Regions from separate parts of the Homo sapiens genome. Here region 1 is linked to region 2. Evidence: read pairs that join two places in POLR2A ChIA-PET (ENCODE). Cell type or tissue: HepG2. All regions are shown on one strand. Each heading gives the region's core, and the rest is flanking DNA. Links, peaks and the distances in the headings are about the cores only.

Region 1 (5,364 bases), core at 142-5,141, 98 kb after region 2:
TGGTGAAACCCTGTCTCCACTAAAAATACAAAAATTAGCTGGGCGTGGTGACACGCGCCTGTAGTCCCAGCTACTCAGGAGGCTGAGGCAGGAAAATTGCTTGAACCCGGGAGGCAGAGGTTGCAGTGAGCCAAGATCGTGCCACTGCACTCCAGCCTGGTGACAGAGCGAGACTATGTCGCAAAAAAAAAAAAAAAAAAAAAAAAAAAATTAGCTGGGTGCAGTGACATGCCTATAGTCCTAGCTACTCAGGAGGATCGCTTGAGCCAGGTTACAGTGAGCTATGATTGTGCCACTGCACTCCAGCCTGGGCAACAGAGCAAGATTATTTCTTAAAAAAAAAAAAAAAGAAGGCTTCAACAGGTCCCCTCCAAGGGACTGGTCTCTGAAGCTCTTGCCATTGCCCAGGGAGGGAAAGTTCTGAGCAATAAAATTTCTTAAATAAATCGGCCAAGTCTGAACCATGTGTCAGCCAGGACCATGGTGCTGGGCCTCCCTCAGTGATGCCTTCTCTGGAGCTGGGAAGGGTGACTCAAAGGGAGCGTGGGAGCCTGCTGGGAAGGGTGGTAATGGATAGTCTCATCTCCGGCATATGGCATCAGCAAGGCCTGGGGCGCCATCGTCTTCCACTCCCTTGGTTCCTCTCTCTGTTCTTATGGGACTAGATACAAATTTTCCTGCTGAGCACTAAATGAGACAAAAGATAGCTCATGCTCAGCTTCTCCTTAAAAAGGAATTTCGGCATCTTTTCCACAAAACTGGGGTGTTGGTGGGGCATGGTAGCTCACGCCTGTAATCCCCCCAGCACTTTGGGAGGCTGAGGCAGACAGATTGCTTGAGACCAGCCTGGGCAACATGGCGAGACACCATCTCTACCAAAAAAAAACAAAAACAAAAATTAGCTGGGCATAGTGGTGCACGCCTGTGATTCCAGCTGCTTGGGAGGCTAAGGTGGGAGGATCCCTTGGGCAGGGAGGCAGAGGTTGCCATGAACTGAGATCACGCCAGTGCACACTAAGGGCATCCTAGACCTCACTTTGGGCAACAGAGCCAGACCCTGTCTCAAAACAACAACAAACAAAAAACCTGGGGACCTAGGATGTCTTTAAGGGCCCTTCAGCCTCTAACAGTACTTAAACCAATTAAAAGACTCCTGTTAGTTACCTCCCCACATCCCCACCCGCAGGACGCTCCGTGATGAGCAGCTAGCTGGCTGTCAGCTGTGTGGATCACCAAGATTGCATGGAGTGGGGCTGAGCTGACCAAGGGGGATGAGGGGCGGGGCGGGGCGGGCAGGGAGGGGGCGGAGCCACTCACCTAACAATAGCTGTAGTGTGTAGAAGATGCAACCGAATATGCTGTTGGATTGATTGAGGATGCTGTCCTGTCCCAGCACATGCTCCACCAGCCCGAAACCCCTGCCCCACCTGGCAGAGGGGTGGGGTGGGGTGGAACCAGGTTAGGACTGTCAACCCAGTGCCTTGGACCCTGCCCGAGAAAGGTGATTTCCAAGAAGCCACCTGGGCTATCCTCTGTTCCCCGACCTCCCATCCTAGTCCAAGGGTCGATGATCTCCTGGCACCGGGCACCTTTGGCCACGTCAGGATTCCATGTCACTGACCCTATCCTCCCCTCTCCCCAGACCAGGCCCGGACGTGGCTACTCCGTAGGCCCTGCTTTTCATCTTAGACCTTAAGTAAGTCTCTTTTTTTTTTTTTTTTTTTTTTTTTTTGAGACGGAGTCTCACTCTGGCCCAGGCTGGAGTGCAGTGGCGCGATCTCGGCTCACTGAAACCTCCGCCTCCCGGGTTCAAGCGATTCTCCTGCCTTAGCCCCCCCGAGTAGCTGGGATTAAGGCACCCGCCATAGCGCCCGATTAATTTTTCTATTTTTGGTAGAGACAGGCTTTCACCATGTTGGCCAGGCTGGTCAACTCCTGACTTCAAGTGATCCATCCGCCTCGGCCTCCCAAAGTGCTGGGATTACAGGAGTGGGCCACCGCGCCCGGCCCTTAAGTAATTCTTAAAATGGCAAGGCTGGTATAACGGTTCACTCGGTTTTGCATCAGAGACTGGGAGTCGGGGGCAGATTATCTTTGCCCTGGACCCCAGAATCTCCAGCTCCCTGGCCACTCACTCGCCTCCTCTGTATTCCGTCATTATGCTAACGCCTGGCCATCACGCACAGCCAGACCGGGCCACCTTGTTCCTGGGCGCAGCCATCGCCAACACCCCCCTTCACCTGCGCGCCGTCCTTGAGACCATCGTCAATCTCTACCGCCATCCTGCCTCCCCGCCTTTCCTGGTCACCGTTATTCCTTGGCATCCAATTCACGTGCGAGTCCCCGGAATAATCCCAGTCCCCAGCACTGTCTGGTCCCTTGCCTCGCACTCTTATTTCGAACACCAGTATCGCTGGGTAGCTCAGCCCCTGTGCAACGACCCCGCGAGCAGTCCAGCCCCGTGTCCGTTCCCCGGGCACACCGATCCCAGACTCCAGAATAATCATCTGGCATCCTGGCCGCCCTGCTCCGAGGCCCCACGCCTCCCACTCCCGTGCACACCTGGAGGAGAAGACGCGCGAACAGCTGATGGCGGTGCCCACGTCGCAGAGCGCGCGGTAATCCCGGTCCCGGGCGCGCGCCGCCTTCACGTGCAGCGCGTAGAGCGAGAGCACTAAGCCCGTCAGGCAAAGAGCGAGCCGCACCCAGCCAGGGCTCCCCCAGGTGCTGCCCATTATCTCCAGGTTCCGCCCGAGGCGCCCGCGGAGAAAACCAGCCACGGAGCAGGGGCCGGGCGGCGAATGGCCGCGCCCCTCCTGGCCCTCTGACTCGGCGATTGGCCGGCCGTGCTCGCACTCCACGACCCAAATGGCTGTTCCAGGGCGCTAGTCAAGCGGGCGAGTTAGGAAAACAGCGAAGAATGCCGGGACTAGTGAAGCGGGTAAGGGACGTGCGGAATCGCGGCCCCAGCGGCTGCCAGGCATGATGGGAGTTGTAGTCGGCGCGGCTGCAAGGCATCAAGGGAAATGAAGTCTCCACAGATTTAAAAACTGTTGGCCGGGCACGGTGGCTCACGCTTGTAATCCCAGCACTTTGGGAGGCCGAGGCTGGCGGATTACCTGAGGTCAGGAGTTCAAGACCAGCCTCGCCAACATGGTGAAACCCCATCTCAACTAAAAATACAAAAATTAGCCGGGCGTGGTGGCACATGCCTGTAATCCCAGCTACTCGGGAGGCTGAGGCAGGAGAATTGCTTGAGCCGGGGAGCCGGAGGTTGCAGTGAGCCGAGATCGTGCCACTGCACTCCAGCCAGGCCGACAGAGTGAGACTCTGTCTCAAAAAAAAAAAAGAAAAAAAAAAGTGTGTTAGTGTGGTTAACAGCATTTGCGCTTACCCTATGCCAAGTCCTGTTGTAAGAATTGCAGCATCCGGGACCTAGAGACCAGCGGATCAGGGGATCCAGCGAATACGGCGATCCGATTCGGGAACCAAGCATTTCCCCTGAAACTATTTCAGGCACCATTCGGGCTGCAGCCTCCCATCCTCCCGGGTCCTGCCTCACCAGTGCTTCCTGGTGGTCGGTCTCCCTTTCTCCCATACATTCACAGAACCACTCCTTTGGCCACACACACCCTTGACAGTATCCTAACCTCTCTACTATCATGGCGCCCGCCTGGCAACACCTGAGCTTGCATCAACTCAACAGTCAGTCTCTCCTTTCCAAGCTGTGGGCCAGATGAGGTCTCTCCTTCACAGACGTCCCATCTGATGGTGACCCATCTCTCCTACACCTTCAACCTCTCCATCCTCCCCATCTACACTGCAACTTGTTTCTCTTTCCCATCTCAGAAACAGCAACAAATCTCCCTTCACTAAGAGGTCCTTCACCAGCCTCCTCTCCCGGCATTATCCCATCTACCCCTCCACATTCAAGTTTTTGGAAAGATTCTACACTCCCAGTCTCTACTTCCTCACTTCTTCCTTGCTGCCCACGCCATAAACTAGCTGCTGCCTCCAGCATTGCCCTGACACCTAGTGGCTGGTGTCACCAAGACGCTAGACCCAATGGTTATTTATTTATTTATTTACTTATTTTGAGACGGAGTCTCACTCTGTCGCCCAGGCTGGAGTGCAGCGGTGCCATCTCGGCTCACTGCAACTTCCGCCTCCAGGGTTCAAGTGGTTCTCGTGCCTCAGCCTCCCAAGTAGTTTGGACTACAGGTGCCTGCCACCATGTCTGGCTAATTTTTGTATTTTTAGTAGAGACAGGGTTTCACCATGTTGGCCAGGCTTGTCTTAAACTCCTGACCTCAAGTGATCCACCCACCTCGGCCTCCCAAAATGCTAGGATTATAGGCGTGAGCCACCGCACCCGGCCAATGGTTGTTTTTCAGGTCTTCTCTTGCTTGACTTCCCAGAGGGATCCCTTACTGTTGCACCTACCCTTCTGGGAACTCTCTTCCTCTGGCGTCTGTGATATTTCCCTCTCCTGCTGGCTCCTCCCTCTCCAGATGCTGTTTCTCACATCTACTCTCTTCTAGAGAGTGTGGTAGACAGAATAATGGTCACCAAAGATGTCCCTGCATGAATCCCTGGAACTTGTGAATATGATAGGTTAAATGGCCAAAAGGGAATTAAGGTTGCAGATGGAATTAAGCTGACCAATCTCCTGATTTTATTTTATTTTATTTTGTTTTTGAGGTGGAGTTTCGCTCTTGTTGCCCAACTGGAGTGCAATGGTGTGATCTCGGCTCACTGCAACCTCCGCCTGCCAGGTTCGAGAGATTCTCCTGCCTCAGCCTCCCGAGTAGCTGGGATTACAGGCACCCGCCATCATGCCTGGCTAATTTTTTAAATTTTTAGTAGAGACAGGGTTTCGCTATATTGGCCAGGCTGGTCTTGAACTCCTGACCTCAGGTGATCCGCCCACCTCGGCCTCCCAAAGTGCTGGGATTACAGGCGTGAGCCACCGTGCCCAGCCTATCTATCTATTTATTTATTTATTTTTGAGATGGAGTTTTGCTCTTGTTGCCCAGGCTAGAATGCAATGGTGCTATCTCGACTCACCGCAACCTCCACCTCCCCGGTTAAAGCGATTCTCCTGCCTCAGGCTCCTGAGTAGCTGGGATTATAGGCATGTGCCACCACGCCTGGCTAATTTTTTGTATTTTTAGTAGAGATGGGGTTTCTCCATGTTGGTCAGGCTGGTCTCAAACTCCTGACCTCAGATGATCCACCCACCTGGGCCTCCCAAAGTGCTGGGATTATAGGCGTGAGCCATCATACCAGGCTCTATTGATTTATTTTTATTTTTATTTTTGAGACGGAGTCTCGCTCTGTTGCCTAGGCTGGAGTGCAGTGGCA
Region 2 (5,364 bases), core at 91-5,090:
CGGGCAGATCACGAGGTCAGCAGACCAAGACTATCCTGGCTAATGCGGTGAAACTCCGTCTCTACTAAAAATACAAAAAATTAGCCGGGTGTGGTGGTGGGCGCCTGTAGTTTCAGCAACTTGGGAGTCTGAGGCAGGAGAATGGCGTGAACCCGGGAGGCGGAGCTTGCAGTGAGCCGAGATTGCGCCACTGCACTCCAGCCTGAGCCACAGAGCGAGACTCCGTCTCAAAAAAAAAAAAAAGAGTCAGTAGGGAGAGGCCTGTAACCCCAGTACTCTGGGAGGCCAAGGCAGGAGGATCACTTGAGCCCAGGAATTTGAGGCCAGCCTGGGCAACATAGTGAGACTTTGTTTCTATCAAAAAAAAAAAAAAAAAAGGAAATTAGCTGGGCATGGTGGCGCCTGTGGTCCCAGCTACTCAGGAAACTGAGGCAGAAGGATTGCCTGACCCCAGGAGGTCGAGGCTGCAGTGAGCTATGATTGCTTCACTTCACTCCAACATGGGCCACAGAGTGAGACCATGCTGAAAAAAAAAAAAAAAGAAAGCCAGTGGGGAAGAGACCGTGACCCACAGTCAGATATGCCTCCTCTCCACAAACACCCAGCCTCAGCCAGGTGACTCACTTCCCAAATTACTCACTGTTCTTACCACATTGAGCCACTCCTCTGCTCTACAGCCTGCCATGGCTCCCCACTACCCAAGGCTCCACACCTTCCCTTCAGCAGTCAAGGCCCAGACTCCCTCTCCCCTCATCTCCTGCTCATCCTATGACCATTCTATAAGCCGAAATCATACAATGGCTGTTTGGACAGTGTTCAGTCTCCCCGTCTTTTTTTTTTTTTTTTTTTTGGTTTTTGTTCTTTGTTGAGACAAGTTCTTGCTCTGTCACCTAGGCTGGAGTGCAGTGGTGCTATCATAGCTCACTGCGGCCTTGACCTCCTGTACTCAGGCAATCCTTCCACCTTAGCCTCCCGAGTAGCTGGGACCACAGGCACACGCCACCATGCCTGGCTAATTAAAGCAGGTTTCACCATAGAACTGATTTGCCTACATTAAAAGAAATTGTTTTTTAAATCAAAAAAACATTTTTTTTGTAGAGATGGGGGTCTCACTTTGTTGCCCGGGCTGGTCTACGAACTCCTGGGCTCAAGCCCTCCATCCTCCTTGGCCTCCCAAAATGCTGGGATTACAGATGTGAGCCACCACACCGGGCTGCTCAATGCGTTTTCAACAAAGATCAGTTCTCCAAATAACAATGAGCTGAAAACTTTTAAGACAGTCATAGCGCATCCTTTAAACCTGGTCTAGAACCCTTAACCAGAGTCATTTTGCCACCAGAAACAGAAACGGAGACAGGAGTGGGCAGGCCGGGGCAAAAGTCCACTGAGAGAAACAAGAACTAGGTTCGGGGAAAGCCCATCCTTTCTTTCTTTTTTTTTTTTTTAAGAGACAGAGTGTCAGTCTGTTGCCCAGGCCGGAGTGCAGTGGCAAGATCTCGGCTCACTGCAACCTCCGCCTCCCAGGTTCAAGTGATCCTCCTGCCTCAGCCCCCTAGTAGCTGGGATTACAGGCACGTGCCACCATGCCCGGCTAATTTTTGTATTTTTAATAGAGACAGAGTTTTGCCATGTTGGCCAGGCTGGTCTCGAACTCCTGACCTCAGGTGATCTACCTGCCTTGGCCTCCCAAAGTGCTGGGATTACAGGCATGAGCCACTGGGCCCGGCCAGCCCATCCTTTCATATGTAAAAGGACAAGGGCAGCACAGGGGACAAAACCTAAGCAAAACTAAAACTTGTTTTAAAAAAAATATTCAAAATGTAGGCAAATTAGGCTGGATTCGGTGGTTCACGTCTGTAATCCCAGCACTTTGGGAGGCTGAGGCAGGCAGATTATTCGAGCCCAGAAGTTTGAGACCAGCCTGGGCAACAGAGGAAGACCCCCCATCTCTACAAAAAAAGGTTTTTTTAGGCCGAGTGGTGGGCGCCTGTAATCCCAGCTACTCGGGAGGCTGGGGCAGGAGAATCGCTTGAACACAGGAGGCGGAGGTTGCAGTGAGCTGAAATCTCGCCACTGTACTCCAGCATGGGTGACAAGAGCAAAACTCCGTCTTGAAGAAAAAAAAAAGAAAAAAAGTTTTTTTTAATTAAAAAAAATTTCTTTTAATGTAGGCAAATCAGTTCTCTGGTGAAACGACTTGCTTCAGTAGCAGAGTATGTCGTGTATCCTAGGGCTCGAGAGTTCTGACTCTGAAACTAGACAGGATTCAAGTCCTGGCCCTCTCCCTCGCTCTGAGATCTTGCCAAGTGATTTCATCTCTCTGGGCCAGTTTTCCTCATCTGTGAAATGGGGTTTCCTCGAAGGGGATGTGTGAGTATTAAATGAGTTGGTGGGTGAATGTGAAGATGGAAAGTGCTTAGAACAGTGCCTGGCACACGAACGACTCCGTCATCTGATGGGGGTGCCTTCCTGCTCCGCTCCCATGGAATTCCCCAGTTCCCGGCTCAGGCTTCCCGCTGCTCATTTTTCCAGGGTGGACTTAGGACCTTAGTTCAACCTGAACTTAGGGAGGGGAGGCAAAAATTTTCCAAAAGCAGAGCCCGCCCCACCCGCGGCTCACGTCATCTGTGAAGATGGCCAGCTTCCCGCTCTCCAGCATGTCTTCCAGTTCTTCGTTGGTGGTGGTCCTTCCAGCTGCGGGAAGAAAGGACTCCCTGCTCGGGGGCTGGGACAGCCTGGGGGCCTGAGGTGGGGTGATGGGGCGGGGACCTGGGGCCCACCCTCCCACGCCGCCTTAAGCCAGGGGCCCCCTCCAGAGAGGAAATGCCTGGAAGGGGGCTTGGGCAGCCTCAAGGAGTTCGGGGTCCTGGGGTGGGGGGCACACGCACTGATCTCCAGTTGCCGCTGGATCCGGTCCTTGCAGCGGTCCCGGTACTTGGACTGGGTCGCGTTATATTCGGTCATTACCTCCACGAACTTCCGGGACAGTGTGGAGTGCTACGGTGGGGGTGGGGGGACAGACGGATCAGGGAGGTAGTCAGGGATCAGGGAGGGAGTCAGGGAGCAGAGACCGAGGCAGGTGAGGAGGCAGTGCATGGGCGGAATAAGGAGGAAGCGCTGAATTAGTTTACGGTCCCTTCTTCAGCTCTGGCCGCGATCCCAAACCCTGACAAGTTCATGGTTCCCTACCCGCCCGGCACCCCCATCTTAGGCCAACACCAGCTAGAGACACTGCTACTGCGCTGAGATGCGGCTCGACCCCGCCCTCCCCGAGAGCCCCGCCCAGGGCCCCGCCCGCTCTAGCCTCGCCCCCAGAGCCCCGCCCCAGCCCTCCCTGACCACGCCCCCGCCGGTGCTTGGCCCTGGCCCGCCGGCCTCCAGCCTGGGCTCCTCCCGAGCTGGGTCCCGACCCGACCCCCAATGGGCTGCCGCCTCCTACCTGGGTCTTGCGGATGCGCAGGTCCGCGGAGGAACGGTTCAGCCCCTCCTCCTGTTCAATGCTTTGCTCGATCGCTGCGGGAGAGAGGGCGCAGCGATGGGCGGGAGACCCGGGGCACATGGGGCGAGGGTCCGGGGCGTACGAATGGTCAACACCCCGCGGCAGCGCCAGGCCCGGGGAGAAACGTCATCCCCAGGGCGAGTTGCGGGCAGCGGTGCCCCAGGGTGGTGTTAGGAGCCAGCAGATAAACAGACGAACAGACGTTTGAGGGGGTTCCGAAGGCAGGCAGGAAGGGATACTGAGGGTCAGAGGGTCACCAGACAGAAGGGGGCTATTTGTTCTAGTGGCAGAACTGGGTCTTGGAAAGTCCCATCAGTGGTAATTCCTGTCCAACTCCATGAGGGCGTGCCGGCCCAGCCCGCGTGAAGGGGCCATGTATGTGGGGTGCTCCCTACTTCCTACAGCCTCTGGACAGGGGGCAAGAACACAGCCTGCCTTTTTTCTGATGGAAGGCAGTCACCTCCAGGTGGATCAGGTTCTAGTGGCCCCTCTTTCCCAGGGGAATTCAAGGGCAAACACATGGATATTCCAAGGGAGAAAGCAGCCCTCTCCCTGCCCTGTAAGGTGATCCCCGATCCGGGAATTCCCACTTCTGAAGGACGTTCTGGAAAAGTGCACAGATTAACTGAGATTCCTGCTTCTGGATCAAGCACTCCTGACACTATCGTTCCGATTTTCTAAAAAAGAGATTGTGGCAAAATCTACCTCGGTGAGATCAGAAAATGCAGCAGGGATGAATCACCGGCCCTCTCAGACCTCACCAGCCTCCAGGCCATTCCTAAGAGCCTCACTCCTCCGTTCTGTTGGCAGTGGGGGAGGTACGGGGCCGGATGGCACCCCAAGGCTCCCCCGATTGAGTGACAGCTCTGGCTCAGCAACACATGGCCCAGGGATATTGGAATCGGCTGGCCCAGATTGGGGCCCGACTGTCAGCCTTGGGGCTGGGGTCAAGTCCGGAGGGAGGGGTCTCTTACAGGATCTCATTGACTTTTTACAACATTCCTGGGAGTTCAGTGATATCAGCTCATGTTTTAGACTAGAAACTCAGTTTCCAGTGGGCAAAACCACTCACTCAAGGTCACACCCAAAGCCTGAGCTCATGCCACCAGCTGGAAGAGGACTAAGAGAATCCTCTCTCCTTTCCTGGAGGTCTGAAAGGTCAGCTTCTCTAAACCACGGCCACTTTTCCAGCTTCTTTCTTGGTCTATTCCTGAACCCCTCACCCACAGAGCCCTCCCCAGGGTCTTACAGAGAGTGTTCAAGGTCAAGGCTTGATGGACCTAGAGAAACCATTGAGCCCAGGGGATTTTAAACTGCCAGCAGGAACCTTGTTTCTGAGAAGGAATTTCAGGGGCTGTTGCAGAGAATGAAGAGAGGTCAGGCAGGTAGGTGCTCCCAGCTCCAGCTCAGCTAGAACAACCTGACTTTTATGTTTTATATATTGGGATTCTTTGTATGACTTTGGAAAAAAAAGTATTTTGATGCCCTCCACCCCCCACCCCCAAAACAAGCTAATTTTGAAATTGCTTTCATTTGTCTTACTGTACTGATAAGGAAGCTGAGAGTAGGGGACTTGTCCAGGGTGAGCTGATGGTGGAGGTTAGACTCTGTCTGCCTGGATTTGCACTTAACATGCTCCCAGATTCAGACAGTTTCCATCCAGCAGACTCTCCTGAGTACAAAGGGCTTGTTTTTACAAATCCACATCTGAGGCTCACATATGGCCTCCCCTCCAGTCCAGAGGGCATGGAGTTACTACCCTTCTCTCTCTGGGCCAAGGTCAGTGTTCTCCAGGCCAGGTAGCTGATATAGCTCCTCTTCCCCAAAGCCTAGCAATGTGCCTCGGACATTGGAGGTGCTCAGCA

What was found. ChIA-PET counts read pairs that join two places held together with the same protein. Peaks named below come from ENCODE experiments on the same cell type or tissue, not always from the same donor. Only the 100,000 strongest peaks of a DNase experiment are listed, where the experiment ranks them.
Region 1: POLR2A ChIA-PET joins it to region 2 with 12 read pairs; 11 of 35 experiments call an interaction of 5 or more read pairs at or near these places.

The regions. Positions count from the first base shown.
Region 1 is chr16:31,091,995-31,097,358 of GRCh38, forward strand. It overlaps VKORC1 (vitamin K epoxide reductase complex subunit 1), which reads right to left and starts at 2,803. Exons shown (of 3, transcript NM_024006.6): 1 at 2,563-2,803; 2 at 1,318-1,427. The coding sequence starts at 2,735. It overlaps LOC124903680 (zinc finger protein ENSP00000375192-like), which reads right to left and starts at 4,011. Exons shown (of 1, transcript XM_047435012.1): 1 at 2,890-4,011. The coding sequence starts at 3,384. The coding sequence ends at 2,890. RefSeq lists enhancers at 1,028-1,736, 2,917-3,096, 3,127-3,176, 3,227-3,276, 3,792-3,971. In HepG2, for the core only: a CTCF peak has its summit at 4,029 (motif pointing left); DNase peaks (open chromatin) are centred at 1,297, 2,917, 3,591, 4,007 and 1 weaker place; H3K4me3 peaks cover 1,665 bases.
Region 2 is chr16:30,994,063-30,999,426 of GRCh38, forward strand. STX1B (syntaxin 1B) reads right to left here. Exons shown (of 10, transcript NM_052874.5): 5 at 3,440-3,513; 6 at 2,889-2,997; 7 at 2,621-2,694. Among named protein-coding and RNA genes, the nearest start is that of HSD3B7, 12 kb to the left of the region's middle. RefSeq lists enhancers at 1,313-1,372, 1,383-1,472 and a silencer at 3,313-3,382. In HepG2, for the core only: no CTCF peak of the experiment used is centred there; DNase peaks (open chromatin) are centred at 619, 2,539, 3,229 and 4,329; H3K4me3 peaks cover 2,908 bases.